2 separate regions of the Homo sapiens genome follow, and region 2 is linked to region 1. A link is a loop called in an ENCODE intact Hi-C map of the cell type or tissue named here. Cell type or tissue: Calu3. All regions are shown on one strand. Each heading gives the region's core, and the rest is flanking DNA. Links, peaks and the distances in the headings are about the cores only. Region 1 holds the start of UGT1A10 (UDP glucuronosyltransferase family 1 member A10). Region 2 holds the start of UGT1A1 (UDP glucuronosyltransferase family 1 member A1).

Region 1 (16,119 bases), core at 2,342-10,341:
TCTGGTCCTGGGTGTTTTTGGTGGGTAGGCTATTAATTACTGCCTCAATTTCAAAACCTGTTATTGGTCTATTCAGGAATTCTGCTTCTTCCTGGTTTAGTCTTGGGAGGATATACGTGTCCAGGAATTTATCCATTTCTCCTAGAATGTCTAGTTTATTTGTGTAGAGGTGTTGATAGTATTCTCTGATGGTAGTTTGTATTTCTGTGGGCTCAGTGGTTATCTCCCCTTTATCATTTTTTATTGTGTCTATTGATTCTTCTCTCTTTTCTTCTTTATTAGTCTGGCTAGTGGTCTATCTATTTTGTTAATCTTTTCAAAAAACCAGCTCCTGGATTCATTGATTTTTTGAAGGGTTTTTTGTGTCTCTATCTCCTTCAGTTCTGCTCTGATCTTAGTTTTTTCTTGTCTTCTGCTAGCTTTTGAATTTGTTTGCTCTTGCTTCTCTAGTTCTTTTAATTGTGATGTTATGGTTTTGATTTTAGATCTTTCCTGCTTTCTCCTGTGGGCATTTAGTGCTATAAATTTCCCTCTGAACATAGATTTAGCTGTGTCCCAGAGATTCTGGTAGGTTGTGTCTTTGTTCTCATTGGTTTCAAAGAACTTATTTATTTCTGCCTTAATTTCATTATTTACCCAGTAGTAATGCATGAGCAGGTTGTTCAGTTTCCATGTAGTTGTGCAGTTTTGAGTGAGTTTCTTAATCCCGAGTTCTAATTTGATTGCACTGTGATCTAAGAGACTGTTTGTTATGATTTCTGTTCTTTTGCATTTTCTGAGGAGTGTTTTGCTTCCAATTATGTGGTCAATTTTAGAATAAGTGCAATGTGGTGCTGAGAAGAATATATATTCTGTTGATTTGGGTTGGAGAGTTCTATACATGTGTATTAGGTTTGCTTGGTCCAGAACTGAGTTCAAGTCCTGAATTTCCTTGTGAATTTTCTGTCTCGTTGATCTGTCTAATATTGACAATGGAGTGTTAAAGTCTCCCACTATTATTGTATGGGAGCCTAAGTCTCTTTGTAGGTCTCTAAGAACTTGCTTTATGGGTGCTCCTGTATTGGGCGCATATATATTTAGGATGGTTAGCTCTTCTTGTTACATTGATCCCTTTACCATTATATAATGCCCTTCTTTGTCTTTTTTGATCTCTGTTGATTTAAAGTCTGTTTTTATCAGAGACTAGATTGCAACCCCTGATTTTTTTTGCTTTCCATATGCTTGGTAAATATTCCTCTATCCCTTTATTTTGAGCCTATATGTCTTTACACGTGAAATGGGTCTTCTGAATGCAGCACACTGATGGGTCTTGACTGTTTATCCAATTTGCCAGTCTGTGTCTTTTAATTGGGGCATTTAGCCCATTTACATTTAAGATTAATATTGTTATGTGTGAACTTGATCCTGTCATTATGATGCTAGCTGTTTATTTTGCCTACTAGTTGATGCAGTTTCTTTATAGTGTCAATTGTCCTGACAATTGGGTATGTTTGTGCAGTGGCTGGTACCGGTTTTTTCTTTCCATATTTAGTGCTTCCTTCAGGAGCTCTTGTAAGGCAGGCCTGGTGGTGACAAAATCTCTCAGCATTTGCTTGTCTGTAAAGGATTTTATTTCTCTTTCACTTATGAAGCTTAGTTTGGCTGGATATGAAATTCTGGATTGAAAATTCTTTCCTTTAGGAATGTTGAGTTTTGGTCCCCACTGTCTTCTGGTTTGTTGGGTCTCTAAAGAGAGGTCTGCTGTTAGTCTGATGAACTTCTTTTCGTGTGTAACAGGACCTTTCTCTCTGGCTGCCCTTAACATTTTTCCTTCATTTCAACGTTGGTGAATCTGATGATTATGTGTCTTGGAGTTGCTTTTCTCGAGGAGTATCTTTATGGTGTTCTCTGTGTTTCCTGAATTTGAATGTTGGCCTGTCTTGCTAGGCTGGGGAAGTTCTCCTGAATAATATCCTGAAGAGGGTTTTTGGCATTTTTTAAAAAATTATACTTTAAGAGATCTGGGATACATGTACTGTCGTATACTTTTAAACAATCAAATCTCATGAGAAATCACTCACAATTGGGAGGGCAGTGCCAAGCCATTCATGAGGGATCCATGCCCATGACCCAAACACCTCCCACCATGCTTCATCTCCAACACTGGGGATTATATTTGACCATGATATATGGAGGGGACAAACATACAAACTACGTCAAAGGCAAAGCATGGCTACTGTGAAAGAAGGGTAAAAACACAGAGATGGCATCACCTCTGACTTCCAGGAGTCCTCAGCAGACTGAGGGAGACAAGTACATATTTTCCTGAAAGAGGTCACTGGAGTGATGGTGTGTTTAGAATATAGAAGTAGAGCAGTCACAGAGAGGCAGCCCAGCAGAGTGTTCGCACAAGGACTGGGCCAGCAACTCCCCACTGCATGCAACGTATCTGAGGAAAGTCATTAAAATAGGTGATGGTCACTTTCCATCAAGTCCCTGGTATGGTCCATGGAGGCAGGGTTGTCAATCTCATTTTGGCATTTCAGAGGCCTCTCAGGGTTTGGATATGGAAGAAGACAACCAGCAATGATTATGCATTGCAGAGATGCAGGTGAGCCCCAGTTTCTTGCCAGTTGGGAGGTCAGTGCTAAGAGCCTTGCTGTCTTTCCCTGGAACATGAGATGCCAATTTCTTTCTGGACAGAGAGTATTTGGTTGGCTAAAGTCAAAATCTAAATTTTGCTTTGGGATAAATTCCAAAAATATTAGCATTATTCAAATTTACTTTCACTTTATCTTTCCGAATCTTCAAGGTCCAAAAGCATTGCTGAATAATTCTGTTTCTAAACTCACTTGCAGCGTGCTCTCCCTCCAAGGCGAAGACCATAATCTACTCTTGTCTGGAAATCATACAAGTAGGTATCTCAGCAAATGATACTCGTGTGTTATCGTTCTTATGAGTAAATCATTGGCAGTGAGTGTGATTTTTTTTTTTTTATGAAAGGATAAATACACGCCCTCTATTGGGGTCAGGTTTTGTGCCTGTACTTCTTCCGCCTACTGTATCATAGCAGCTTAGAATCCCAGCTGCTGGCTCGGGCTGCAGTTCTCTCATGGCTCGCGCAGGGTGGACCAGCCCCGTTCCTTTATGTGTGTGTCTACTGCTGACCTGTGGCTTTGCCGAGGCAGGGAAGCTGCTGGTAGTGCCCATGGATGGGAGTCACTGGTTCACCATGCAGTCGGTGGTGGAGAAACTTATCCTCAGGGGGCATGAGGTGGTTGTAGTCATGCCAGAGGTGAGTTGGCAACTGGAAAGATCACTGAATTGCACAGTGAAGACTTACTCAACCTCGTACACTCTGGAAGATCAGAACCGGGAATTCATGGTTTTCGCCCATGCTCAATGGAAAGCACAGGCACAAAGTATATTTTCTCTATTAATGAGTTCATCCAGTGGTTTTCTTGACTTATTTTTTTCGCATTGCAGGAGTTTGTTTAATGACCGAAAATTAGTAGAATACTTAAAGGAGAGTTCTTTTGATGCAGTGTTTCTGGATCCTTTTGATACCTGTGGCTTAATTGTTGCTAAATATTTCTCCCTCCCCTCTGTGGTCTTCACCAGGGGAATATTTTGCCACCATCTTGAAGAAGGTGCACAGTGCCCTGCTCCTCTTTCCTATGTCCCCAATGATCTCTTAGGGTTCTCAGATGCCATGACTTTCAAGGAGAGAGTATGGAACCACATCGTGCACTTGGAGGACCATTTATTTTGCCAGTATCTTTTTAGAAATGCCCTAGAAATAGCCTCTGAAATTCTCCAAACCCCTGTCACGGCATATGATCTCTACAGTCACACATCAATTTGGTTGTTGCGAACGGACTTTGTTTTGGACTATCCCAAACCCGTGATGCCCAACATGATCTTCATTGGTGGTATCAACTGTCATCAGGGAAAGCCATTGCCTATGGTAAGTCACCTCTCCTTTAGCACATTAAGAATAATCTGGCTTTGGAAATTAAAAAAGGATTCCTTACTGAACTGTGATTTGACATTTTCGTTTGTTGCATTTCAAATTTCTTTCCAGTTTAACAAATTATTTTGTGCGAATTCATGTACTCATCAATTATCAAATTTTATAAAACTGCCCTTCTTGAAAGTATATGTAATAATTTAAAAATTATAGATCATATTCAGGCTACATTTTAAAATACGATGTTTAGAAAAGTACCAAAAACCACAGCAAGAAATGAAACTTCCGTTTTTTGTTAATTCTATGTGACCCCGTAGTTGAAATGCTCTTAAGTTTTGTGTACATTCTTTTCATTGAAAAAAAGTATTTTAGGCATATGCAATATCTCATGTAAGTTCCCATACCTATTTAGTAAAAATAAAATCTAGTATTGGGCTGAACATATTCTTCTTTATCTTGCATTTTTCACTTGCCAATAAATTATGGGTACCTTTATAGAGCAATACAGACAGATTTGACAAGTTCTTTTAATAATTGCATAAAATTCTTTACTTTGGATACAATGTAGTTTTTTAACCAATTAATATTGATATATATATAGCCATTTTCCACTCTTTCCTTTTGTGAATAAGGCTGTGTAAACACTCTTCAATACTTTCCTTGCGTGAATATATTTCTATATTCTTGCTTTTATCTTAGTAGACTAGAGTCCTACACGTAGGGTTACAGGGTTTTCCTGAATTGAGAAGACTGGCATCTTTTTGCTATTAAGTCTTCCTGTTCAGGAACATATATGTCTCACTATTTATTCAGATCTTGTTTTATATACATAAATAAAAATTTTCACTATATAAGCATTTTATGTTTGTTTTTAACATTTATTCCTTGGCATTTTATTACTTTAGAAACTATTTTGTACAGGGCAATGTTTCCATTTCTACATTTAACTGATTACTGGTAATTAAAATTTTGGTTTTTGCATATGTATCTTGTATCCAGCCACATCACTAACTTTTCTTATTATTTTGTAGTATGCATTAGATGTACAATATACAATACCATCTGCAAGTAATTCCCTTGTCTGATATTTGTACTGCTTCTTTTGCTTTGCTGGAGCATATACTTCCAAAATATTATTGAGTAATATTGTTAGAGTAGCCAGTTTAAATAGGGATTCGGTTGCTTGTGACTGAAAAATCCTTGAAAAATACCAGAATAAGATTCTTGGCAAACGCATAGTTGCTAAATCCAGATGAAACACCTGGTGTCTCATCTCATTATATTATTTTATTAGGGGTGGAGTACACATTTTTATGTATTGTTCTGGTTTCTTACAAGATTCAGTAGACTTTGTAACACAGTTATATCTGTCATTGGCAGATGGTTGGTGAAAGAGTGACCGTTCAGCCATCTCATAGGAAAGTGAAATAATGCTCTTTCTAAAAAGCAGGAAGACTACAGTTGTAGGCCTTTCAAAATTAGGCATGACTTTCAGCTCATGGCAAGACCAGGCGAGGAGATGCAAGTTGCAGGACTCTAAGAGGTTGGACTTATCAAAGCACTTTTCTCCTCGTTATCCTCCATTAATTACAGTACCAAGCACCACCCATGTGTTGCCTACACCCCACAGCCTTCGGCCGAGTTGAGGATCTGCCACTTCCTGAACCCACGCTGAGTTTATTGTGGCTCACAGGGTCACCTAGAGGCCTTTAAAGATATAAAAACCTATATATGATTTTATATCACCTGTGATAGAGGGATATCTATAAAAAATGAAACATTAAACTATATATGGTTTCATTTATTTTGATTGTAAATATCTTTTATGAGATATGAAATAAATGTGTTTCTATATCTATTAAAGAATATACACATGTATGAAAGTTTTTATAGTTTGCAGAGGGTTATGTATATTAATGTATATTTTTATGATTATACCTGTAAAGGCAGCAGAATTCTCACAGAGGAATTCGATCTCAAAGAGGGCTTTCTGTCAAAGAGCCTTGGATATGGCCCAACCACAAAAGTAAAAGTAAATTGTCATCAAAAGAACGATGAACACTGCATATTGCTCTTTCCTTGTTTCAGATGCCAGGATGTGTCTGGGAAAAGCATGCAGTTGGTTACATCTTGCTGGGAAACAGGATTCAGAGTCTGAGTCTCATCTGTCTGATGAGAAGGAAGCATTACTTGATGATAGAGTATGTGTTTGCACATGTATGTGTTTGTGTATGTGCAGGTGTGTTTGCGTGCAGTGTCCCAGACCCTGCACAGGGGATTTCTTGAAGATCTCCTGTAACAAAATCTCCTTGAGTCTATCCAGGAGAATTACAGCCAGGGATGTAATTAAATACTTTAACAATGATGGCAGATGGCCCCATCTCCAATTTCAACATGGGATTTGGAGGGGACAAACTTTTAAACTATATCAATTGGTATGGTCATTCTTTTACATTTCAGTATTCTAATGTGTGTGTGTTGATTAGTGATGTGTAAATAATTCAGCAGAACATTGAAATAGTTTTAATGAGAAAAAGAGGAAGTCACTCTTAGTCTCTTTGAATTTTTGGTGAGTTCCAACAGAATTGATGACTGGTTTTAGGGGAAAAGAATTCAGGCTTCATCTATACCATCCATGGTAGGTGCAGCTCTGCAGACCTGGGGATAGGATGTGGTTACAGAGCAAGAAAAGATCTGTGCTTTCCCCATTGCTCTAAGATTCTGGCTATAGTCCAAGATCCAAATTCAAAGTTAACTTTTGGTTGACAAGACTAAGGCCTCCCACTAAAATTGTTTACTTCAAGTATTTATTTTCAAAGTTTTCAAACATACAAAATGAAAAGACTATAGTGTAATGTGCACCTGTATATCAATCCTTAGGCTAAATAATTTTCAGTGTTTTGCTGTATTAATTCATCTATCCCCTTATTCTGACCTTTTAAAGAAACTTTTTGGCTGTCATTTTTTTAGTGGAAATTCTTGGCTTGTCATTCCATCATTGAATATTTTATTAAATATAAAAAATAAGTAAAATTTGTTACACGGCCACAATATCGTTATCACACCTAACACAATAATAATACTTTAATATTATCTCATTTCTAGCCCATAATTAATTTACCTCCAATTGCCTCATACAACATCTTTTTATGTTGATCTATGGAACAGAGAATTCAGAAATAAACCCATACATCCTTGGTCAATTGAGTAAGTTCCAAATTTTATGAGGGTGTCAAGACCATTCAAATGGGAGAGAACAGTCTCTTTTTTAGGCTGCAAATGCTGTTCTTCCATAGTCCAACAGTGACCCTCCCCAATTTAGGGGCCAACCCAGGGATCTAGGTCCATGTAACCTCCTGATAGGCCAACAATCTTAGGTAGGGCCAACTCTATACCCTTGGTCAGTAGGAAGCAGTTGGAAGATGAGACCTTCACTCACATGCCAAAGATTTGTCATTGTTGCTATGTCAGGGGGGAAATGTGGAGCCCTAATTAGGGAAAAAGAGCTAGGCTGGCAGGACCAGGGGAAAGCAAAAAAGAAAAAGCAGATGAACTATAAGTCTCCCTTTCTTCATGGTCTAGGACACATAGCCCTCCTGCAAAAATAACATAATCTTCCTGCACCCAGCGATCACCAGACCCTCAGCTGATAGAAAAATGCAAGTTATCTCACTGCAACCTTGGCATTATCAATACTGCATCTAGCTCTCTGCAGCACAAGCACCATCCTATAAAATCCTCAGCAAGCCTTTGTCTCCTTGCAGCCAGCTCTTCTCTTGCTGACTATCTTGCAACATATTTTCCTACTTTCTCTAATAAATCTGCCTTTCTTTACCTACAAGTATCTTGGTAAATTCTTTTTACCTCCCATGCCACACCAGTCTCAGAGAGTTGCCACCCATGACAGTTACCATAAGGCTTGCAAATACTATCTTATAAACCTTATTTTAACCTGATAACAACTTAACACTATTTGCATAAACAAACACACAGCAAGAAGAAAACTAATAGAAACTAGTCTTAACTTTGCTCCCTACTTTTTAACTCTTTGTGATTTTCATTTATATCTTGTTGTACTGCCTATATCTTAAAAAGTTGTTTAGTTATTATTTTTGATTTGTTCATTGTTTAGTCTTTATATGTAGGATAACAGTAGTTTGCACACACAGTTACAATGTTATAATATTCTGTGTATTTCTGTGTACTTACTATTACCAGTGAGTTTTGTACCTTCAGATGATTTCTTCTTGCTCATGAGCTTCCTTTTCTTTCTGATTGAAGTACTCCCTGTAGCATTTCTTGTAGGATCGGTCTGGAATTGATAAAATTCCTCAACTTTTGTCTTGGAAAGTCTTTATTTCTCCTTCCTGTTTGAAGGATATTTTCACCAGATATACTATTCTGGGGTAAAAGGTTTTTTTTTCTTCAGCACTTTAAATATGTCATGCCACTCTCTCCTGGCCTGTAAGGGTTCCACTGAAAAGGCTGCTGCCAGATGTATTGGAACTCCATTGTTTGTTATTTATCTCTTCTCTTGCTGCTTTTAGAATCTTTTCTTTATCCTTGACCTTTGGGAGTTTGATTATTAAATGCCTTGAGGTAGTTTTCTTTGGGTTAAATGTGCTTGGTGTTCTCTAGCCTTCTCATACTTGAATATAGGTATCTTTCTCTAGGTTTGGAAAGTTTTCTGTTATTATCCCTTTGAATAAACTTTCTACTCCTATCTCTTTCTCTACCTCCACTTTATGGGCAATAACTATTAGATTTGCCCCTTTGAGGCTATTTTCTAGATCCTATAAGCATGCTTCATTGTTGTTTATTCTTTTTTCTTTTGTCTCCTCTGACCATGTATTTTCAAATGGCCTGTCTTCAAGCTCAGTAATTATTTCTTGTGTTTGGTCCATTCTGCTATTAAAGGACTTTGATGCATTCTTCATTATGCCGATTGCATTTTTCAGCTCCAGAATTTCTGCTTGATTCTTTCTAATGATTTCAATCTCTTTGTTAAATTTATATGCTGGAATTCTGAATTCCTCCTCTGTGTTATTTGGAATTTCTTTGAGTTTCCTCAACACAGCTATTTTGAATTCTCTGTCTGAAAGGTCGCTTATATCTGTTTCTCCAGCGTTAGTCCCTGGCACCTTATTTAATTCATTTGATGAGGTCATGGTTTTCCTGAATGGCGTTGATGCTAGCAGACATTCTTCAGTGTCTGGGCATTGAAGAGTTAGGTGTTTATTGTAGTCTTCATTGTCTGGGCTTATTTGTAGCCGTCCTTCTTGGAAAGGCTTTCCAGATATTTGAAAGGACTTAGGTGTTGTAATCTAAGCTGTTTCTGCTTTAGGGGGCACCCCAAGCCTAGTAACGCTGTGGTTCTTGCAGACTTGTAGATGTATTGCCTTGATGGTCTTGGACAAGATCCAAGATACTTCTCTGGATTCCAGCACATACTCTTGCTTTCTTCCCTTACTTCCTCCCAAAAATACAGAGTCTCTCTCTCTCTCTCACTCTCTCTCTCTCTCTCTGTCTCTCTCTCTGTTCTGAGCCACCTCAAGCTGGGGGTGGAGTGACACAAGCATCCTTGTGGCCATCACCACTATGACTGTGCTGGATCAGACCTGAAACCAGCACAGCTCTGGGTCTCACCCAAGGCCTGCTGTAACCACCTCCTGGCTACTGCCTATGTTTGCTCAACGCCCTTGGGCTTTACAATCAGCAGGTGATACAGCCAGCCAGACCTGCATCCCTCCCTTCAGAATGGCAAGGTCCCCCAGGCCCTGGGTGGGTCCAGAAGTGCCATCTAGGAGTCAGGGACTAGAGTCAAAAACCTTAGCATTCCACCTGGTATTTTATTGTATTGCAGCTGAGCTGGCACTCAAACCACAAGATGCAGTCCTTCCCATTCTTCCCTCTTATTTGCAAAGACAGAGGAGCCTCACCTTGTAGCCACTGCCACCCCTGGCCATGGACAGTACTGCCAGACTTCTGCTGGTGTTCCCTTAAGGCCCAAGGTCTTAAGTCAACTTGTGGTGAATGCTGCCTGGCCTGAGACTTGCCCTTCAAGGCAGTGGGCTCCCCTCTATCCCAGGGGAGCTCCAGAAATGCTGTCCGAGTCAAGTCCTGGAATCAGGGACCCCAAAAGCCCTCTTGATGCTCTATCCCCCTGCAGCAGTGTTGGTACCTAAGTTATAAGGCAAAGTCCCCTTTACCTTTCCTTGTGCTTTCCTCAAGCAGAATGAGTTTTGCTCCATAGCCATCACAGCTGGGAATGTGCTGAATCTCACCTAGAGCCAGTAAGTCTCAGAGGCTCACCAAGGCCCTTGACGTAGTACGAGGTTTCACTGCTGGTATTCAGGTTCCAAGGTCTCTTCAGTTAGCAGGCGATGAACGCTGGCAGGACTGGGCCCTTTCTTTTAAGGCAGCAGGTTCCCTTCTAGCCCAGGGTGTGTTCAGAAATGTCATCTGGAAGCTAGGGCCTGGCACAGGGGCCTCATGATTCTGACCAGTGCCCTATCCTGCTGTGGCTGAGCTGGTCTCCTAAATGCAAGACAAAGTCCTCCCCACTTTTCCCTCTCCTCTCCTCAAGTAGAAGGAAAGGGTCTCTTTTGGAGCCGCAAGCTGTGCATCCTGGGATTAGGGGAGGAGTGATGTCGGTACTCCCTTGGCTGCTTCAGCTAGTGTTTCAGTATGTCATACTCCCCTTTACCCAGTTCACTGTCTCTGGGCCTAGTACAGCCCTAGAACTCACCTAAGAGTTGCAATCTTTATGGACTAGACTGCCTTTCAAGTTTACTTGAGGCCAAGACCATTTTGGCCCTCGGTGGTGAGGTCTGTGGGCATTCAAGTTCAGACCTCTGAGATCAGCAATTTCCCTCAGCCTAGGGCTGGTTTAAATGCTCCCTCAATGCTGGGCACGGTGGCTCATGCCTGTAATCCCAGCACTTAGGGAGGCTGAGGTGGGTGGATCACTTGAGGCCAGGAGTTTGAGACCAGCCTGGCCAACATGGCGAAACCCAATCTGTACTGAAAATACAAAAATTAGCCAGGTGTGGTGGTGCATGCCGGTAATCCCAGCTACTCAGGAAGCAGAGATTCGCTTGAACCTCGGAGGCAGAGGCTGCAGTGAGCCAAGATCATACCACTGCACTCCAGCCTAGATGACAGAGTGAGACTCCATCTCAAAAAATAAGAATAAATAAATAAATAAATAAATAAACGCTCTCTCAGTGGGTGGGTGTCAGCTGAGTTTGGTCTGGGTTTCCTTTCTGCTCTAACAGAATAGCACTGATTTCAGTGCCTCCCAATTGTCTCCCACCAGGGCTCAGGGATTCTCTTTATGCCACACCGCCACTGTGGGTTCAGGGGGTTGGGTGACATAGGAGATGCAGAACTTTTTTTTTTCTATTTCTTCAGTGTCTCTGAGTTATATAAAATGAAAACCAGGTACTATGAGTGCTCACCTGAGTTTTGGTTCTTATGAAGGTGGTTTTTCCTGTGTAGATAGTTGCTAACTTGGTGTCTTCTCTGTCCAGATTCTTTTCCAGTATTGACAATCCTTTACATAGAAAACTGTGTGTAATGAGTTCTAAAGGTTCTTATGACCCCTGATTGAGAAGCTGAATTAGAGATATTGGGTTTGGGAGCAGGTAGACCACTTTGACACCTTTAGGGTTCTGGGTGGCTAGGGACATTGTCCAATATCAAAAGAACTTTAAAAAACAATCCCTTACTGGCAATGCATTTTCTGCCTTCAGGGACAAAGCATCGATGAAAGCAATCCAGAAAAATTGTTCTTGTTGACTAGGCTTCTTGAGAGACTTATTCACTATCAAGAGAACAGCATGGGAAAGACCTGCCCCCATGATTCAATTTTCCCACCAGGATCCTCCCACAACAGTGGGAATTGTGGGAGTTACAATTCAAGATGAGATTTAGGTGGGGACACAGCCAAACCATATGATTCCACCCTGGTCCCTCCCAAATCTCATGTCCTCACATTTCAAAACCAATCATGCCCTCCCAACAGTCCCGCAAAGTCTCAGCATTAACTCAAAAGTCCACAGTTCAACGTCTCATCTGAGACAAGGCAAGTCCCTTCCACCTATGGGCCTGTAAAATCAAAAGCAAGTTAGTTACTTCCTAGACACAATGAGGGTACAGGTATTGGGTAAATACACCATTCCAACTGGGAAAAATTGGCCAATAAGGGGGCTACAGGCCCCATGCATGTCAGAAATCCGGCAGGGCAGTCAAATCTTAAAGCTCCAAAATGATCTCCTTTGACTCCATGTCTCACATCCAGGTCTTGCTGATGTAAGAGGTGAGTTCCCATGGTCTTAGGCAGCTCCACCCCTGTGGCTTTGCAGGGTACAGCCTCCCTTCCAGCTGCTTTCACAGAGTGGCATTGAGTGTCTGTGGCTTTTCCAGGTGCACAGTGCAAACTATTGGTGGACCTACCATTCTGAGGTGGAGGGATGGTGGCCCTCTTCTCACAGTTCCACTAGGCAGTCCCCCAGTTGTTGCTCTGTTTGGGGGCTTCAACCCCAAATTTCCCTTCTGCACTGTTCTAGCAGAGGTTCTCTGTGAGGGTCCTGCCCCTGCAGCAAACTTCTTTCTGGACATCCAGGCATATCCATACAGCCTCTGAAATCTAGGCAGAGGTTCCCAAACCTCAATTCTTGACTTCTGTGCACCCACAGTCTCAACCCCACATGGAAGCTGCCAAGGCTCGGCACTTGCACCTTCTGAAGCCATGGTGTGAGCTGTACTTTGGCTCCTTTTGGACACAGCTGGAGCAGTTGGGATGCAAGACACCAAGTCCCTAGGCTGCACACAGCAGGGGGCCCTGGGCCTGTCACACAAAACCATTGTTTCCTCCTAGGCCTCCAGGCCTGTGATGGGAGGGACTGCTGTGAAGACCTCTGACATGCCCTGGAGACATTTTCCCCATGGTTTTGGGGATTAACATTCGGCTCCTCATTACTTATGGAAATTTCTGCAGCCGGCTTAAATTTCTCCTCAGAAAATGGGATTTTCTTTTCTATCACATTTTCAGGCTGCAAATTTTCCAAACCTTTATGCTCTGTTTCCCTTTTAAAACTGAATGCCTTTAACAGCACCCAAATCACCTCTTGAATGCTTTGCTTTTTAAAAATTTCTCACACCAGTTACCCTAAATCATCTTTCTAAGGTTCAAAGTTCCACAAATCACTAGGTCAGGGGCAAAATGCTGCCAGTCTCTTTGCTAAAACATAACAAGAGTCACCTTTCCTCCAGTTCCCAACGAGTTCCTCATCTCCATTTGAAACCACCTCAGTCTGGACTTTATTGTCCATATTGCTATCAGCATTTTGGGCAAAGCTATTCAACAAATCTCTAGGGAGTTCCAAACTTTCCTACATTTTCCTGTCTTCTTCTGAGCCCTCCAAACTTTGCCAACCTCTGCCTGTTACCCAGTTCTAAAGTCCCTTCCACGTTTTCAGGTATCTTTTCAGTAGCAATCCACTCTACTGGTACCAATTGACTGTATTAGTCTGTTTTCATGCTGCTGATAAAGACATGCCTGAGACTAAGGAATTTACAAAAGACAGAGGTTTAATTGACTTAGAGTTCCACATGGCTGGGGAGGCCTCACAATCATGGCAAAAGTCAAGAAGGAGAAAGTCACATCCTCCATGGATGGCAGCAGGCAAAGAAAGAGAGCTTGTGCAGGAAAACTTCCATTTTTAAAACCACCAGATCTCGTGAGACTTACTTACTACTATGAGAACATCACGGGAAACGCCCAGCCCCATGATTCAATTATCTCCCTCCAGGTTCCTTCCATGACACGTGGAAATTGTGGGAGTTCCAATTCAAGATGAGCTTTGGGTGGGGACACAGCCAAACCATATCATTATTGAATTTGATTTGCTGAAATATTGTTTTACATTTTCGTATCTAAGGTCATGAGGATCTGTAGTTTTTGTATCTTGTCACATCTTTATCTGGTTTTGGTATTGTGGTAATGTTGGTCTCACAGAATGAATTAGGGCATTTCACATCCTTCTGTTTTCCGGACTAGATTGTGAGAAATTGGTATTATTTCTTCCTTCAGTGTTTGGTAGAATTTATCAGTGAAGTCATCAGAACTTTACCGTTTTGTTTGTGGGAACATTTGAAGTCAAAATTCAATTTGAATTTAAAAGGTACAGATTATGTCATTTGTGTTATTAATTTCTTCTTGTGTAAAGTCTGACAGCTTGTGTCTTTTAAGAAATTTGTCCATTCCATCTAAGTTGTAGATTTTATTGGCATGAACTTGTTCATGTTTCTTATTGTTTTAATACCTGTAGAATTTATGGTGATACTACTGCTCTCATTCCTGATATTGGTAATTTATATCTTCTGTCTTTTTTCCTAATCAGTCTGGGTAGAGATTTATCAAGTTAATTGATTTGCCCCAAAAGCTAGCTTTGGTGTCATTGGTTTTCTCCATTGTTTTTCTATTTCCTATTTCATTGATTTCTACACTGAAGTTAGCCTCCAGGGAAGGTAGATCACTCACTGCCCATGGATGGGAGCCACTGGTTCACCATGTGGTCGGTGGTGGAGAAACTCATTCTCAGGGGGCATGAGGTGGTTGTAGTCAGGCCAGAGGTGAGTTGGCAACTGGGAAGATCACTGAATTGCACAGTGAAGACTTCTTCAACCTTATACACCCTGGAGGATCTGGACCAGGAGTTCATGGCTTTTGCCAATGCTCAATGGGAAGCAGAAGTACGACGCTTATTTTCTCTATTAATGAGTTCATCCAAATGTTTAGAATTTAATTTTTCACATTGCAGGAGTTTGTTTAATGACTGAAAATTAGTAGAATACTTAAAGGAGAGTTCTTTTGATGCGGTGTTTCTGGATCCTTTAGATATGTGTGGCTTAATTGTTGCCAAATATTTCTCCCTCCTCTCGGTGGTCTTCGCCAGAGGAATACTTTGACATTACCTTGAAGAAGGTGCACAGTGCCCTGCTTCTCTTTCCTACAGTCCTAGATATGTCTCAGGGTTTTCGGATGCTGTGACTTTTTATTATTATTATTATTTTTATTTATTTATTTATTTTTGAGACGGAGTCTTGCTCTGTCACCCAGGCTGGAGTGCAGTGGCGTGATCTCGGCTCACTGCAAACTGCACCTCCCGGGTTCACGCCATTCCTCTGCCTCAGCCTCCCAAGTAGCTGGGACTACAGGTGCCTGCCACCACGCCTGGCTAATTTTTTTTTTGTATTTTTAGTGGAGACGGGGTTTCACCGTGTTAGCCAGGATGGTCTCGATCTCCTAACCTCGTGATCCGCCCGCCTTGGCCTCCCAAAGTGCTGGAATTACAGGGGTGAGCCACCACACCCAGCCTGGATGCCATGACTTTTAAGGAGAGAGTAAGGAACCACATCTTCTACTTAGAGGAGCATTTATTTTGCCCATATTTTTTCAAAAATGCCTTAAACATAGCCTCTGAAATTCTCCAAACACCTGTCATGGCATATGATCTCTACAGCCACACATCAATTTGGTTGCTGCGAATGGACTTTGTTTTGGAGTATCCCAAACCTGTGATGCCCAATATGATCTTCATTGGTGGTATCAACTGCAATCAGGGAAAGCCAGTGCCTATGGTAAGTCATTGCTCCTTTAGCACATTAAAAGTATTCTGGATTTGAATATTTAAAAAGATTCCTTACGGAACTGGGATTTGACATTTGTGTTTGTTGCATCTAAAATTTCTTTTCTGTGTAAAAAATTATTTTGTGCCATCCACGTGTTTGTTGGTTAGCAACTTTTATATAATGGCCTCGTTAATATGTATGTGTATACGATTGGTTAATTGCTCATAATTTCCACTGCATTTTTAAAATTTTGAAACAGAGTATTGCTATGGTGCCCTGGCTAGACTCAAACTCCTGGGCTCAAGTGATCCTCCTATCTAAGCCTTCCAAGCAATTATGACTTTTTTAGTATTTTTGGAAAAGTATTTAAAAGCACAATAAGAAATGAAAATTTCATTTTTAACTAACCTGTACTACCTGCTGCAGTAAAATGTTCTTTGCAGTTTTGTATGCATGTGTTTCCATCTGTTGAAATTATATATAAGCATATATGTAAATATTTATACTTATTTTATGAAAATCAAATCAACTAT
Region 2 (16,119 bases), core at 3,515-11,514, 120 kb after region 1:
CATTCCATGCAGATTGGACTCTGAGGGTACTAGAGCATATCCAAACCCATTGTCACAGTATTTGTTGGTTAATGATGTGTTCAGGCCATGATTTTTCTGTAAAAAATTACCAGCATGCTGCTCTTAATTTTTTTCAGCCTGTCTAGTTGTTGCCCTTTTGCTCTCATGCAAACTTTTCCTCAGAGGTGACCCTAGAAGATGGGACCCTTTGTGATGGACTACCCCAAGGCAATATGCCCCAAAAGGTCTTCATTTGGGGCATAACCCGTGCCAACACAAAGGTACTTTCTCAATTGTGTGTATGGTGCCTCACCCAAACAATATTACAGATGCACTTGGCTTTCATCAACCTAATTTGATATGCCCCAAGCACAGCAATAGGACAGTTTTGCGTGGCCCTTTGGAAACGCTTTTCTTTACATTTCCAGGACCTACCATAGTTGGAGAACCACGTTAGGGCTGAAGACAGTCCTAGTATATCATTGACCAACCACATAACCCCAAGGTCTGTCCTCAGCCTTCAGAAGGAACATGCTTCTTACACCGATTTCAGCTCAGTGATATGGGATTCAAATGTATGACCTCCAAAATATTAAGAGAATAACGTGTGTTGTTTTAAGCCACCAAGTTTGGGTAATTTGTTACAGCCATGATAGGAAACGAATGCATCCACTTTGCCAGGTTTACCTGCTTTTATAAAGCCTGGGTTTAACCTTTTATCTAAATAATGGTCAACTCTTCCTACATCACGAGCATTTATGTGCAATTAAAAGCCATCATTAAATTAAGCCAGAGTATTAATATATTCATAGATTTCACCACCACACAGTAAAACATTGAAGTCAAATGATTTAGAGCAAACCACCTGGCTCACACTTTCCCAACGGAAAAAGGTAAGGCTCAAAGTGCTGAGATGAACATTCTGTCCTAGCACTAGGAAATAATCATTGTCTGCCTCAGGCTTAAGTTTAATAAATAGCAAATTGCATACAGATATTTACAATGATCGAAAGACAAACAGAGGTCCTATCCGTGCAGTCCCAACAATAAAGACAGGCATTGGCATAAAGTGTTTATAAATTCTTGGGTACAGCTGTTCTGAAAGTAAAGTTCACTTTCAATCCTAAAAAAAGTCCGCTATTCCTCCAGATGTGCTTAAAGGCAAATGTGGACTGGAATTACTTGGTGTCAATGGGGAGCAACTGCTCTATGCCGTTTATTATGAAGGACTTTAACTCAACTCTCCATCTTCCTCCACTTCCACCCTTTCTTGGCCATTCTCAATGATTCTCTTGGTGGTGATTTTTTTACCATCAACTATTTCAGTGGAAGTCGACATGGACTTGAAGCTGCCTGTCCCATCACTACCGTAGGACATGCAGAAGGAAGAAAGGCCCCCACTTCCCAGGGAGCCAAAGGAACGAAATCCTGTATCAAAAGAAGAAAAACCACCCTCAAAAGCTGGAAATTCACTGAAGGCAGAGAAAAGGGGTGCAGACCCTCTGCTTCTGCTTCCCAGGGAGTTCCTCTGACCCCCCAAAATATTCTCCAGCGGGTTTCCCAAGAGGTCAAAGGAGAATGGGTCCCGGCCGCCAAAGAACTCCCTGAAGACCTCGGCGGGGTCACGGAAGCTGAAGACCTACTCGAAGGGGTCCTTGAAGGGCCTGCCGCCTGCGCAGCCGCCCTCCGCCCTCGCCTCGCCATAGCGGTCATAGATATCGCGTTTCTACGCGTCCGACAACACCTCGTAGGCCTCAGCCACCTGCTTGAATCTTCTCACCGCTTCCTCCCTGTCCTCGGGGTTTTTGTCGGGGTGCCACTTGAGCGCCAGCTTGCGGTACGCCTTCTTGATACCCTCGGACGAGGCCTACCGGGGTACTCCCAGCACCTCGTAGTAGTCCACTATGCTGGACTGCCAAAGAGCCTGCGGGGCACTGGCACAGCGAGCGGCAAGGCTGCCAGCACCCGCGCACAGGTCAGAGGCTTGGCGACCTGGGCCGCCTGGAGGGCCGCCCCTTATGACGCAGCCACATCTCATTGGCCGAGGCCTGTGAGCGCCTCGCATCCCAAGATGCAGTGCTCCTGGGACTGGCCCTGCTCTCTGTGAGGCTCTGTGAGGCCCTGTGATGCTCCAAGACCAGGCCCCGCCCACTCCGGCCTCCAACCAGCCATGGTCTCCAAAAAGGATGGGAAAAAGAGGTTGGGGAAAAGAGAGGGCCTTGACTTTGGCTGCCTGAAGAACTGTTTTTCTTAAAGTAGGCTTTATATCAGTCTTTTTCCTCGGCCACAGGAGGGAAGAGGGTGGTGGGAGTGAGTTTAGTCTGACCGGGGCTGAAGACATCCTGTTGTTTAGGACTGCGGTTCTCCAACGTTCCAGCCCCGGTGCCCATTTGCTTTTGTTCATCTGGATTATGCCTATCATATGTACTGCATTAGAGATTAAAACAGAATTAAAAAGACATATTCATTGGGCAATTTAAGAAGAATAAACCCATGACACACTAACAAACCTTTTTATGTAACTTTTTTTGAGACAAAATGTAGTGAGAAGAGTGGCATCGTTTTACAGTTTTTGCATCTCTCTCTTTAGTACTTGGCTCTATAGAGAGGTGGATTCTCATGTCAGCTTCTGCATTCTATCTATTGTGATATTACACATCCCCCATGTAGCTTCTGGAAAACTCCACTGTACACTTGTGGGAGAATGACAATGAGAAAATCAAGTAACATTATTACGGAAATAGTTTTGACTTTGTAAAATTCTCCTGAAAAATTACTGGGGATCCCTAGGATTTCCTGGCTCATACTTTGAGAATCGCTAGTCTAGCAGAGTAGTCCCTGGTATTCTGAAGGGATTAGTTTAGGACAACCCTCCTTCCCCATACCAAAATCTAGATGCTCAAGCTCCTTTTATAAAATGACACAGTATTTGTATATAACCTACCCATATCCTCCTTTAAACCTCTAGTCATCTCTTGATTACTTTTACCTAATAAATGTAAATGCTATGTAAATAGTTGTTTTACAGTATTGGTTTTTTATTTGTATTATTTGTACTGTTTTTTTTTCATTGTTGTTCCCCCCAAATATTTTCAATCTGCTGTTGGCTGAATCTGCAGATGTGAAGCCCAAGTATATGGAGGGTCAAATGTGCATGTTATTCACTTTTCTTGACTGCTAAAACAACCAGGGAGATCCTCTCAGACAAAAGGAAATACAGCACTATTTACTGTATCGAAACCATTAAGACTTGCAGGCCGTGTGTATAGCACTGGGGATAAACATGGGATGCAGTGATTATTTCCGCTAGAACTGCTATATAATGACGATGAATTTTGGGGGGACTTTTTTTGAGATCTGAGTTCTCTTCACCTCCTCCTTATTCTCTTTTTGACACTGGATTCTTTGCTTTGATAAATTGTGGGGCAATACACTAGTAAAGGTCACTCAATTCCAAGGGGAAAATGATTAACCAAAGAACATTCTAACGGTTCATAAAGGGTATTAGGTGTAATGAGGATGTGTTATCTCACCAGAACAAACTTCTGAGTTTATATAACCTCTAGTTACATAACCTGAAACCCGGACTTGGCACTTGGTAAGCACGCAATGAACAGTCATAGTAAGCTGGCCAAGGGTAGAGTTCAGTTTGAACAAAGCAATTTGAGAACATCAAAGGAAGTTTGGGGAACAGCAAGGGATCCAGAATGGCTAGAGGGTAAGAGGCAGAGGGAGGGGGCAAGCAGAAGGGCTAGAGAGGAGGAATGAGCTTGGACAGGTGGGCTGGGGTCTATCCCAGAGTTTTGAGAGCAAGGCAGAGGACTCTGAATTTTCTGTGCCCAGGAAGCTGCTGACCAAGGTTCCAGAAGTGGTGGTGAGGTGGGGTTATTCAGGTGGCAGCCGATGCAATGATTCAGAAGGGACAGCTGGGGGTTGGGGGACAGGGGGGCTGGGGCCCTGAAATGGGACCATGACAGCTGGGTCTGAGAGACAGTGGTAGAAACATCCAGATTCAGCACTTACTTGCTGGCTTGGATGCAGGGTCTAGAACGAAAAGAGAAGAAAAGTCACTTCTATACAGAAACATGTCCAGAGCGCTTACTGTCTCCAAAACCATGGACTGGCACCTGAGTGATAGCATGATTCCAAAGCCAAAATCTTGCCTGTAAGGAATATATATATATATATATATATATATGTATATATGATATAGCTATAGTCTAATAGCAAGGACAGATATGCAAACTGCTAAAAGATACAAGGCAGAACAGAACAAAATGCTGTTTTTCTGGGATTTTGGAAATTCAAGGAATTCAAGGGATTCAAGGAAGGTGGCTTTGCTTCCCGGGAGGGTCCTGTAGATGATCTACAGGGCACTGGACATGTTTATGTTGCTCCTTTAGTAATAAGCCTGTCATTCTGATTTGATGAAAGGAGATGAAAGGAGCTGGTAGTGTGTCTGATGGTGGCCTACTAACTTATGTCTTCAGCTTAAAAAGAAAGTAGCTTCAAAAGGGTTCCAGAAACACTTTCCATGGACGTGTCACTCTTTAGCAGCCCCCAAAGCAAGACCATCATATTGCTGCCCTGCTGTGTGATTTCTCAGCCCCTAGAGCACCATCCCCTGTAATTGCCTGGTCATGAGTTTGTCTCTGTCTACCTGACCCCTCCTTTCAGGCAAGGACCATTTCTAACTTGACTTTCTGGGCCTAGTTCCTAGCATAGTGACTGCCATCCAGTAGGGCTCACACGTTCCATAAATATTTGGCAGATGAGGGAATTAGCAATGGGTTCTGCTTTGGTTTCAGAGCAGATATTAATTGGATTGCTTAGTAGTGGTTCTCTGTTGTAATTCATGAGCATGAATGTGGATTGCCCACTATTCAGATTAGTAAGTATTTCTTGGTCAAGGGCAGAGCTGTGGCCACAAACCATCCAGGTACACAGCAGAAGCAGCCTCAAAAAGCTTGGAAGCTCTGCATGATGCAGGAAAGTCATAAAATCATTACAGTGGTGACTTATGTGTTTATAGCCCCTTTACTGTCTATAATCTGCAAATGAACTCACACAGCATTGGGACTTTGGAAGAATTATCACCCTTAAGGTTTAAATTAAACTGTGAATTTCAGAATTTCTAATAAGGACACAACAAAGAGTGAAAGCATTGCTATGTCTATTCTGCTTGCCCAGAATCTTGGTCCTAAAAAATGAAGAGTGTTTGGGTGTGGGGAGGAGCTTCAGTGTGCATGTGCATGCAAAGTACCTACTCTAAGGAGAAGAATGAGAGGGTACCCTAATTACCTGTTAATATGTCCCATAGGACACCAAAACTCTAGTTAGCTGTTTCTCTATGATCCTCTAAGCACATCCCCAAGTATGGCTGGCCAGTGATGTGTATGGTTCAAATGTTGGGATCTGTGCAGTTATCTTGGAATTGTATAGTACAGCAGTATATCCCCCCCAAAAAGAGTGTAATACTTCCAATTCTGGCTGCACAATACTTGCCCCATAGTCCATGGTCAATAAATACAAATTTGAGTTGTTTTTGCTCATCTTTCCCTTTTGACTTCAAATCAGTCATCAGAATTTCCCCAAATGCCTTTCCCCTGGATCTTGGGCCAGTGGAATGAGTACAATTTAACTTAATTGAATTTGCTTATCTATTTGGTTTCCTGTTGTGAACAAAAGTTCTCTGAAAAGGAATTTGGAAGAAAGAGACTTTGTTCTAGTGAACAGTTTGCAAACCAGGGAGTTACAGCCTCTGGTACGCAATGAAGGTGAGTTCCACAGAACACAAGGCAGGCAGGTTTCACGGCAAAAAGTTCCTTCCCAGGTTCCCAATCAGGTCCATTTATGCAAATGAAGGATGGAAACTTGCTTAGTTCTTATTGGTCACTGCAGCTGCATTCTGATTGGTTGATGAAGCTGAGCCCTGAGTGGCTGAGGTGGGTGAGCTTTAATTGGTTGGTTCAGGTGAGCGCTGAAAATCTCAACTATAAAAAGGTACAGGTTTTCAGGATACTCAGAGTAACCGTGTGACCTGTAGTAAGCAAAGGGCCAGTTGGCTCTATTTTAAATCCAGGCCCAGTTAGCCACTCAAGATCTATCTTACAGGACTGGCTCTTTCAGGTTCACACTAATAAAGGCCTGTCCTTGGGGAAGACTTCTGTTCACATGCGCTCCAGTGAATTTCCCTTTCTGGTCATTCTCTACCCCAGCACGCCCCCCACCCCCGACCCGCCCCACCCACCCACCTGTTCATTTCCTTCTTAGCATGCTTCACGATTTCTAAGTTCCTGCTCATGTGTTTAAATTGTGAGTCTGGCTCACCTCATGGCGCGTGCTCGTGTGGTGGGCTCTGCTGCAGCCTCAAGACCCCACACTGTGCTGGACTCAATAAATATTGTTGGACGAAGGAATGAAACACATGATACAAGTGAGCAGGCAGTACCGGGGGAGCTGTGGAGTGGGCACTCTTACAGGTTTCCATGGCGAAAGCGGGGGTACAGTTGTGTTCTTTTCTTTCTAAAAGGCTTTCTAAAAAGCCTTCTGTTTAATTTCTGGAAAAGAAGCCTAACTTGTTCACTACATAGTCGTCCTTCTTCCTCTCTGGTAACACTTGTTGGTCTGTGGAAATACTAATTTAATGGATCCTGAGGTTCTGGAAGTACTTTGCTGTGTTCACTCAAGAATGTGATTTGAGTATGAAATTCCAGCCAGTTCAACTGTTGTTGCCTATTAAGAAACCTAATAAAGCTCCACCTTCTTTATCTCTGAAAGTGAACTCCCTGCTACCTTTGTGGACTGACAGCTTTTTATAGTCACGTGACACAGTCAAACATTAACTTGGTGTATCGATTGGTTTTTGCCATATATATATATATAAGTAGGAGAGGGCGAACCTCTGGCAGGAGCAAAGGCGCCATGGCTGTGGAGTCCCAGGGCGGACGCCCACTTGTCCTGGGCCTGCTGCTGTGTGTGCTGGGCCCAGTGGTGTCCCATGCTGGGAAGATACTGTTGATCCCAGTGGATGGCAGCCACTGGCTGAGCATGCTTGGGGCCATCCAGCAGCTGCAGCAGAGGGGACATGAAATAGTTGTCCTAGCACCTGACGCCTCGTTGTACATCAGAGACGGAGCATTTTACACCTTGAAGACGTACCCTGTGCCATTCCAAAGGGAGGATGTGAAAGAGTCTTTTGTTAGTCTCGGGCATAATGTTTTTGAGAATGATTCTTTCCTGCAGCGTGTGATCAAAACATACAAGAAAATAAAAAAGGACTCTGCTATGCTTTTGTCTGGCTGTTCCCACTTACTGCACAACAAGGAGCTCATGGCCTCCCTGGCAGAAAGCAGCTTTGATGTCATGCTGACGGACCCTTTCCTTCCTTGCAGCCCCATCGTGGCCCAGTACCTGTCTCTGCCCACTGTATTCTTCTTGCATGCACTGCCATGCAGCCTGGAATTTGAGGCTACCCAGTGCCCCAACCCATTCTCCTACGTGCCCAGGCCTCTCTCCTCTCATTCAGATCACATGACCTTCCTGCAGCGGGTGAAGAACATGCTCATTGCCTTTTCACAGAACTTTCTGTGCGACGTGGTTTATTCCCCGTATGCAACCCTTGCCTCAGAATTCCTTCAGAGAGAGGTGACTGTCCAGGACCTATTGAGCTCTGCATCTGTCTGGCTGTTTAGAAGTGACTTTGTGAAGGATTACCCTAGGCCCATCATGCCCAATATGGTTTTTGTTGGTGGAATCAACTGCCTTCACCAAAATCCACTATCCCAGGTGTGTATTGGAGTGGGACTTTTACATGCGTATATTCTTTCAGATGTATTACTTTGGATCGATTAACTAGCCCCAGATATATGCTGAGCAAGCATTCTGAGATAATTTAAAATGCCCTCTTTTGTTAATTTTTGACTCCTAGGTTTGAGTCTGTCTTTGGCATCATCTTCTGGATGATTTCTTGGTATCTGAGATTTCGGGAAAGCATTCCTTGGACATTTTACTCTGTGTGCTCCAGTGGATAGTAATCAATTAGAAACAACAAGCTGTTAAATGCCATAGGCACAGAATGCTGGGTTTGGGGCACCCTGCAGAAAACTCAGTTGAAGCCTGCACCTTGCCCTGGATTCAGTCAGGCAGGCAATGTTCAGGACTGATGAAATCATTCTTTGATGATGATAGATCCTGGAAATGAAAGTTGCCTTTGTGACCCTGGTTAAAGCTCCAGTTTCTAAATATTCTGATAAGAAGCTAAATCCTGCAGTCCGTTCTCTTCTAATGAGTGAATCACCAGACAGTCAGGTTCTGACATGATACAGAAAGGTTGTAGGTTTCATTCTCAAGCTATTAGGTTTATTTTTCCCCTACAGAGTTTGAAGTATGCAAAAAGTAGCATTCACATCCTCATCGAAATCTCAGCAGAGGATAGAAAAGAACAGGAGAGGCTCCTTCAGATGGAGCGTTAGGGAATTACTCTTTGAGGAGGTGACATTTCAGAGAGCGTTCATTCACTTATCCTGCAAAGATTGGCTGAGGATCTACTGGCAGCCCAGGCACTTCCCAGGTGCTGCGTCTGGCTCCCATTAAGGGGACTGATATCACCTTCGGAGGTGACCTTATTTCCACTATACCTCCAATGTGATTTGTATTTTATTTTTTTTAATTTTCTGTGCATTTTCCTTCATAGCACATCAAATATGGCAGCCATTTCACTTAGATAGTTGTTGATTGTCCGCTTCACATCATGAGCCATGTGGGGACCTGTGTGACTTTGCATTAATCACATCCACTGTATGCGGCGTCCTCAACACCTGCCAATGGGTCTGCATGTATTTGGCGCCCCATAAATCTCAGCACCTAAGGCACAGAATAGGCACCCACCGAATATGTGTTACATTAATGAATGAGAAGAAAGGTGCCAACCGAGGTCTAGTTAATGGGTCGAGAGTAATCCACAATAGCTCTTTTTAGTTCTTTGTACTCCAGCTATTACATACCAATATGTATATAGAAACATATGTAAAATTTTTTGGTTGCTTTTTCTACAAAATAGAGTAACAGTGTATTCCCACTGCCCACTTACCGATAATGTCATGGATATCACTCCAGTTTTAAATGCTATTACTTTTTAAACTATGAAATAGTATTTCATGGTACTTGTGTACCACAGTGTATTCTGCTGGAGATCTAGTCTAGTTCCCCACAGAGGAACATTACAATTTGTATTCCAGGAGTTTTGTTGTTGTGACCTCAAACACTTCCTTTAAAAAGATAAGCTATTTTGTAGTTTAAAAAACATTTGTTCTGTTTCTTTCTCATTCATCTTTTCTTAAGTATTTTACACGGTTTTTTTTTTTTGGTCACTACTGTGAATGTGTTATTTTTTTGCATTTCTATCTCTAGCTGATTATCTACTCATTACTCAGCTATCTCATCAAAATATTGATTTTCATAATAAAAAATAATAGGCAGTCATTTGCTGATAAAGAAATTTTGGTTTCTTCTCTTATAAATTCCATGCCAAATATCAGGGCTATTGAATTTATTAGAATCTCTAAAAACAGTTGAATAATTCTGGCAATAGGAAAGATGCCCGTCTTGCTGCTATTTTAGTGGAAATTGATTATCATTTCATTATTTTGCATTATGTTAGCCATTGTTTTCTGAACAGGCTTTATTGATTTAGATAATTTCCTTCTTTGCGTGAGGATGTTTGTAGGAGAGGCACCGAACTTTATCAGCTGCCTTTCTGGCATTTATTGATATAACCATAAAAGTCTAAGTGGTGAACTGTGTTGACTACATATTTGTTGTTGCCTTGTTTGGTGCAGTCAGGCTTAGGTGTGAAAATATGTTTTTAAATTGTACCTTTTAGTAACCTGTTTTGTCTTGTTGCATGTTTTAATCTGAAATTCCACTTTTTGGATATTAATATTACCACTTCTGTATTATTTTTGTTTACATTTCCCTAGCACATCTTTAGTACTCCTTTGTCTTCAAGCTTTCTTCCTTTTTAAACAACATGGCACTGGTATTTTTAATCCAGTCAGGCAGTTGCTTTAATAAGTGCATTTTGCCTATTTGAATCTAACAATTAATAGATTTGATTGTAACTCTCTCAGTTTACTTTATGTTTAGTTGACTTTGCCATTCTCCTTTTTCCGGATTTCTACTGGTTGGTCAAGTTACTGTTCTTATTTTCTCTTTCTTCCTTTGTTAACTAAAAATGCCACTCTGCACTACCATTCCTCTTGTGTTGATGGTCCTATTCTCAATACTCTTGATAAAACTCCTGAACTTTAAGAATAAAGATAAAACTTTTATTGCACAAAGAAGTCCATAGAGAAAGCACAACCTGGCATTGGCGTGTCTTTGGTGTGTCTGAAGGAAAAGAGATAGTGGAACAACATTGGGAGAAAAGGAATGAAACTCAAGAATTCCAAGATGTTCCTCCCCTGCCAGGGTAAGATAGCAGTGGTTCACAGACAATCGCAATGCTGGGTCTGAGAAAAATAACTAAACAGAAGATTAGTGAGGACCAAGGCTTCGAGATGGCCAGGAGAGGAAAGCTTGGGAGCAGGGAAGGTTGAGATATATGTGGGTTACTGGGAATGCGTGATGGTGAAGTCACAGATGACCCACATGGTGTCTAAGTGCTAAAGAAGAATTCTGGGAAAATGAAATGCATTTGGGAAGGGAAAATCTAATTAAAAGCCTAAACTAAAAATACAAAATTCTTGGTAAAGTTTAGGAGTTATGTTAAATGTCTCATTTTGGCTGGTGAAGTCTCATCAGAACAGGGAAATTCTCTCATTCAGGGGCATCTCATCTTTTCTTTGAAGGGAATCAATGGTGGGGGATTGGAGTGTTATTTTCAGTTAATATGTTGCTTCACTCTTTGGTCATTCCGGTAACTGTGAAGTCAGGGTGAAGTTTAAGGGAAGCTTTGCCAAGTAGGGGATGGACTTCACCTTTATTGAGCCTCATAGTAGCTGGCTCAGGTAGGAGTTGGCCGTGATGACAACTTCTCTGCAGTTTGCCCTGCGTGAATCTCCAGATGAACTTTTGTGCCATTTAAACTTTCGTGATCTCCTGCTATTTAACTTCGAATGTTTATGGACCTGTGGGTTCAATTTTGTGTGAATCACATCCTGCTGATTGCTGAGTGGGCGTGTGGGAGGGTGTGCCTGGAGGAGAACTTAGACTCGGCCTTTTCCAGATGAGCTTCAGTGTAAGAGTGGGTTTCATGAAGAGCAAAGGTCCTAGGAAATTTAAGTAAGCCATTTACCAACGCTCAGAAGAAAGAACTTGAAGAGCACTTGGAAATGAGCTGTGTCTCCCCAAGAAAGAGGGAGAGAAAGAGGGGAGAGATGTGGTGCAGACCCTAGGGAGGAAGGAGTTCAGAAAAACCATCCTCAGGGTGTTCTTGCTACAAACCAAAAAATGCAGCATGGTGGTGGGGAGGATGACTCTGTCCTCCCTGACTTTTAGATGAGCCCAAGGGAAAAGGCAAAGACAAAGCCCTTAAGAGCCAGAGGACTCACGAGGGCCTGGGGCTGGTGAGAGTGGCGGGGAGAGAGGGCTCACCTTGGGAGAAGGATGGTCAGTGTCTGGGGCTTTCCTGGTCATGTTCCAAATCAGGCTTGGCAGGAGTCCTGCTGTGCAAATTGCGTTTGCTGAGCCCTGTCAGAGGTCTCCTGTGTCTCACATCTAGGGTGACCAGCATCCTGGCTTCCTCAGGACTGTTCAGGTTTTAGCACTGAACATCACATGTCCTAGGGAACCCCTCAGTTTGGGCAAGCCCTGCCACATCACACAATCATATTAGTGCCCTCAGTATTCTTTGCAAACATAAAACCATAGACTCAGTAATCCCATTACTGGGTATATACCCAAAGAAATATAAATTATTCTACTATAAAGACACATGCACATATTTGTTTATTGCAGCACTATTCACAATAACAAAGTCATGGAACCAACCCAGATGCCCATCAATGGTAGATTGGATAAAGAAAATGTGGTACATATACACCATGGAATACTATGCAGCCATAACAAGGAATGAGATCATATTCTTTGCAAGGACATGGATGAAGCTGGAAGCCATCATCCTCCACAAACTAACACAGGAACAGAAAATCAAACACCGCATGTTCTCACTCATAAGTGGGAGTTGAACAGTGAGAATGCGTAGACGCAGGGAGGGGAACAACACACACCAGGGCTTGTGGCGGGGTGAGGGGTGAGGGGAGGAACTTAGAGGATAGGTCAATAGGTGCAGCAAACCACCATGGCATATGTATCCCAGAACTTCAAGTAAATAATAATAATAATAATTAATAATAATAATAATAATAAATAAACCCATAAAGCCATTTGAGAGATTCTTGGGGGATTCATTGGACCACTGAAAATCTACAGTGAGAAAAGAATTGCCATGTTGATGAAACAGGAAAACTTTCCTTGTCCCCCTCACAGAGCATGTGACAGCGGGAGGGGCTCACTTTCTCAGTGCGCCACTGCTCAAACCTCTAGGGGAGCATACAGACGGGCAGGTTGTGGGGCTCTGACCTCACCGGCAGTGTCTAGAGGTGGATGTTTACAGCTCCTGAAGCTCCAGTGGGCGTGGGTTATGGCCTTCTTTTAGTTTTGCCCTCTATAGTCAGCTTGTGTTAACCAGCTCAATTACACCCTCTACCTTGTCGCAAGGACAGAGGGCTTTCTGTATCCTGGGGGCTTGCCTTGGTGTACCAGAAGAATCGAATCCCACCTGGGCTTGGAGAATGAGTGCAAGGATTTATTGAGTGGATGTAGCTCTCAGCAGATGGGGGAAGCCAGAAGGGGATGGAATGGGAAGGGTTTCCCCTGGAGTCAGACCGCTCAGTGGCCCGGGCTCGGTGGCCCGGGCTCGGTGGCCTGGGCTCTCCTCCGACTGCCTCAGCCAAACTCCGCGTTGTTCTGCTGGTCAGTGGCCTGCCGGTGCCTGTTGGTGAGTTCTTCTCAATGTCCAGCTGTCCTTGCGTCCCTCCGCTGATGTGCTCCTCCCGATGTCCAGCTACCTGTGTGTCTGCCTGCTAGGGTCTTGGGGTTTTTATAGGCACATGATGGGGGCGTGGCAGGCCAGGGTGGTTTTGGGAAATGAAACATTTAGGCAGGAAAACAAAAATGCCTGTCCTCACCTAGGTCCATGGGCACAGGTCTGGGGGTGGAGCCCTCGCCAGGGACCACACCCTCTTCTACCCAGCACTTCCCTTCCCTACTTCCATATCATTTAAAGGGACCACGCCCTTCCCAGCTCTTCCCTTCTGTATCACTGATGCCTTGCTCTGTGTTCTCTAAGTGGAATTATCACTGTGTGTATGTACAGGTGTGTGCATGTGTGTGCATGTACCTGTGCTTTTCTTTTGGAAAACTAGCACATTACCTGGATTTTGCATCTCAAGGATAATTCTGTAAGCAGGAACCCTTCCTCCTTTAGAAGGAAGTAAAGGAGAGGAAAATGCTGTAAAACTTACATATTAATAATTTTTTACTCTATCTCAAACACGCATGCCTTTAATCATAGTCTTAAGAGGAAGATATCTAATTCATAACTTACTGTATGTAGTCATCAAAGAATATGAGAAAAAATTAACTGAAAATTTTTCTTCTGGCTCTAGGAATTTGAAGCCTACATTAATGCTTCTGGAGAACATGGAATTGTGGTTTTCTCTTTGGGATCAATGGTCTCAGAAATTCCAGAGAAGAAAGCTATGGCAATTGCTGATGCTTTGGGCAAAATCCCTCAGACAGTAAGAAGATTCTATACCATGGCCTCATATCTATTTTCACAGGAGCGCTAATCCCAGACTTCCAGCTTCCAGATTAATTCTCTTAATTGGAACCTTAGATTTGGCTTTTCCCTGCCACTTCCCAACTATTAATCCAAAGGTTTTTTTTGTTGTTGTGGTTGTTGTCATTGTTTTCAATTTGACTCTCAAATACTCTATTAAACTATGATCCACCACACTCAGAAGTATCATTTTCTCTAAGAGACTCAAAAGTGTATTAGGGAGAATTTATTTAAAAATAAAATAAATGGGATATTGTTTCTTCATATTAAATAGAAGTATTTCTCCAAAAAGCTGTTGGTTAGAACACTGAATTTATGTCTTACATTTCTGCTCTTATAGTTCTGCATCCACTTGTTTCATTAAGCAAACTTTCCCTTAAAGTGCAGGAAAGTGAAAAAATCCTAAGTGCACAGCTTGATAAATTATCACAAATTCACGTAGTGCATACACCCTTGTAACTAAACCTCCAAAACAAGATGCCGGAAGTTGCCAGTCCTCAGAAGCCTTCACAGTTACTGATCCTCCCACTCTGTTAAAGACTGTTCCTTCAGAGGACCCCTGTTTTCTAGTTAGTATAGCAGATTTGTTTTCTAATCATATTATGTTCTTTCTTTACGTTCTGCTCTTTTTGCCCCTCCCAGGTCCTGTGGCGGTACACTGGAACCCGACCATCGAATCTTGCGAACAACACGATACTTGTTAAGTGGCTACCCCAAAACGATCTGCTTGGTATGTTGGGCGGATTGGATGTATAGGTCAAACCAGGGTCAAATTAAGAAAATGGCTTAAGCACAGCTATTCTAAAGGATTGTTGAGCTTGAAAATATTATGGCCAACATATCCTACATTGCTTTTTATCTAGTGGGGTATCTCAACCCACATTTTCTTCTGCAAATTTCTGCAAGGGCATGTGAGTAACACTGAGTCTTTGGAGTGTTTTCAGAACCTAGATGTGTCCAGCTGTGAAACTCAGAGATGTAACTGCTGACATCCTCCCTATTTTGCATCTCAGGTCACCCGATGACCCGTGCCTTTATCACCCATGCTGGTTCCCATGGTGTTTATGAAAGCATATGCAATGGCGTTCCCATGGTGATGATGCCCTTGTTTGGTGATCAGATGGACAATGCAAAGCGCATGGAGACTAAGGGAGCTGGAGTGACCCTGAATGTTCTGGAAATGACTTCTGAAGATTTAGAAAATGCTCTAAAAGCAGTCATCAATGACAAAAGGTAAGAAAGAAGATACAGAAGAATACTTTGGTCATGGCATTCATGATAAAATTGTTTCAAATATGAAAACATTTACGTAGCATTTAATAGCGTTGTTTCAAATATAAAAACAAATACATAAAAATCTGGATTTTTATTTCTTCTTTTTTTTTTTTTTTTTTTTTTGAGATGGAGTCTTGCTCTGTCACCTAGGCTGGAGTGCAGTGGTGCAATCTTGGCTTACTGCAACCTCCACCTCCCACGTTCAAGCAGTTCTGCCTCAGCCTCCGTGTAGCTGGGATTACAGGTGTCCACCACCACGCCCGGTTAATTTTTGTATTTTTTAGTAGAGAAAGGGTTTCACCATGTTTGTCAGGCTGGTCTTGAACTCCTGACTTCAGGTGATCCACCTGCCTCGGCCTGCCAAAGTGCTGAGATTACAGGCATGAGCCAGCGCGTCTGACCTGGATTTATAAATAAGATAATTTAGAGGTTATTATTCACTTTATAAAAGGATTCTTTAGTTTCTATATAATTTATCATATAATTTATTTAGAATTTTATTTCCCCCATTAGATTTAAAACTCCAATTTACATAAAAAGTTGCCATAATAGACATCTGATCCATAAGTTTCCTGCACAGAAAGAAATACTCCATTATAAGAAGCATAGTATCTTTAAGAGAAAAACAACTCAAATGCTTAGAAGTACAGCTTTTTGCAGCACTGGAACCTGTGAGAAATTTTGTCCATGGAGTTTATGAATGAAGGAGCTATAAGATATCACAGACAAAGTCTTAGAATAAGAGCAAAGGAAAATTTGCTCAAATGTGGCCCTGAAAACGATTCAAAGGGCAAATGATTTCTGGATTAAAGTTAGTATATTACTGTCAAGCTCACTGGTAATAGGCTTATTAGAACCTTATGGGAAGAAGTGGTGGCCAGTGGTAGATTTCATCCGACAATAGATACTGTGTGCATATGTGCGTGTGCGTTTGTGCATGTGGCTGTGCTCATGTGTGGGTGCACACGTGTGCATTCATATGCGTGTGTGTGTGTGTGCGT

Evidence for each region. Hi-C counts contacts between places; a loop is a spot of excess contacts. Peaks named below come from ENCODE experiments on the same cell type or tissue, not always from the same donor. Only the 100,000 strongest peaks of a DNase experiment are listed, where the experiment ranks them.
Region 2: a loop joins it to region 1, with 2.1 times the contacts of the local background. A loop is called at or near these places in 1 of 110 quality-filtered maps.

Annotation. Positions count from the first base shown.
Region 1 is chr2:233,633,432-233,649,550 of GRCh38, forward strand. All of the region lies in intron 1 of UGT1A8 (UDP glucuronosyltransferase family 1 member A8), which reads left to right. It overlaps UGT1A10 (UDP glucuronosyltransferase family 1 member A10), which reads left to right and starts at 3,017. Exons shown (of 5, transcript NM_019075.4): 1 at 3,017-3,946. The coding sequence starts at 3,092. It also overlaps UGT1A and the pseudogene UGT1A13P. In Calu3, for the core only: CTCF peaks have their summits at 5,552, 9,588 and 9,920; DNase peaks (open chromatin) are centred at 3,110, 5,590 and 9,900.
Region 2 is chr2:233,753,364-233,769,482 of GRCh38, forward strand. It overlaps UGT1A8 (UDP glucuronosyltransferase family 1 member A8), which reads left to right. Exons shown (of 5, transcript NM_019076.5): 2 at 13,671-13,802; 3 at 14,486-14,573; 4 at 14,857-15,076. It overlaps UGT1A10 (UDP glucuronosyltransferase family 1 member A10), which reads left to right. Exons shown (of 5, transcript NM_019075.4): 2 at 13,671-13,802; 3 at 14,486-14,573; 4 at 14,857-15,076. It overlaps UGT1A9 (UDP glucuronosyltransferase family 1 member A9), which reads left to right. Exons shown (of 5, transcript NM_021027.3): 2 at 13,671-13,802; 3 at 14,486-14,573; 4 at 14,857-15,076. It overlaps UGT1A7 (UDP glucuronosyltransferase family 1 member A7), which reads left to right. Exons shown (of 5, transcript NM_019077.3): 2 at 13,671-13,802; 3 at 14,486-14,573; 4 at 14,857-15,076. It also overlaps UGT1A6, UGT1A5, UGT1A4, UGT1A3, UGT1A1 and UGT1A, and 1 more gene. RefSeq lists a silencer at 6,344-6,518. In Calu3, for the core only: no CTCF peak of the experiment used is centred there; DNase peaks (open chromatin) are centred at 3,608 and 6,878.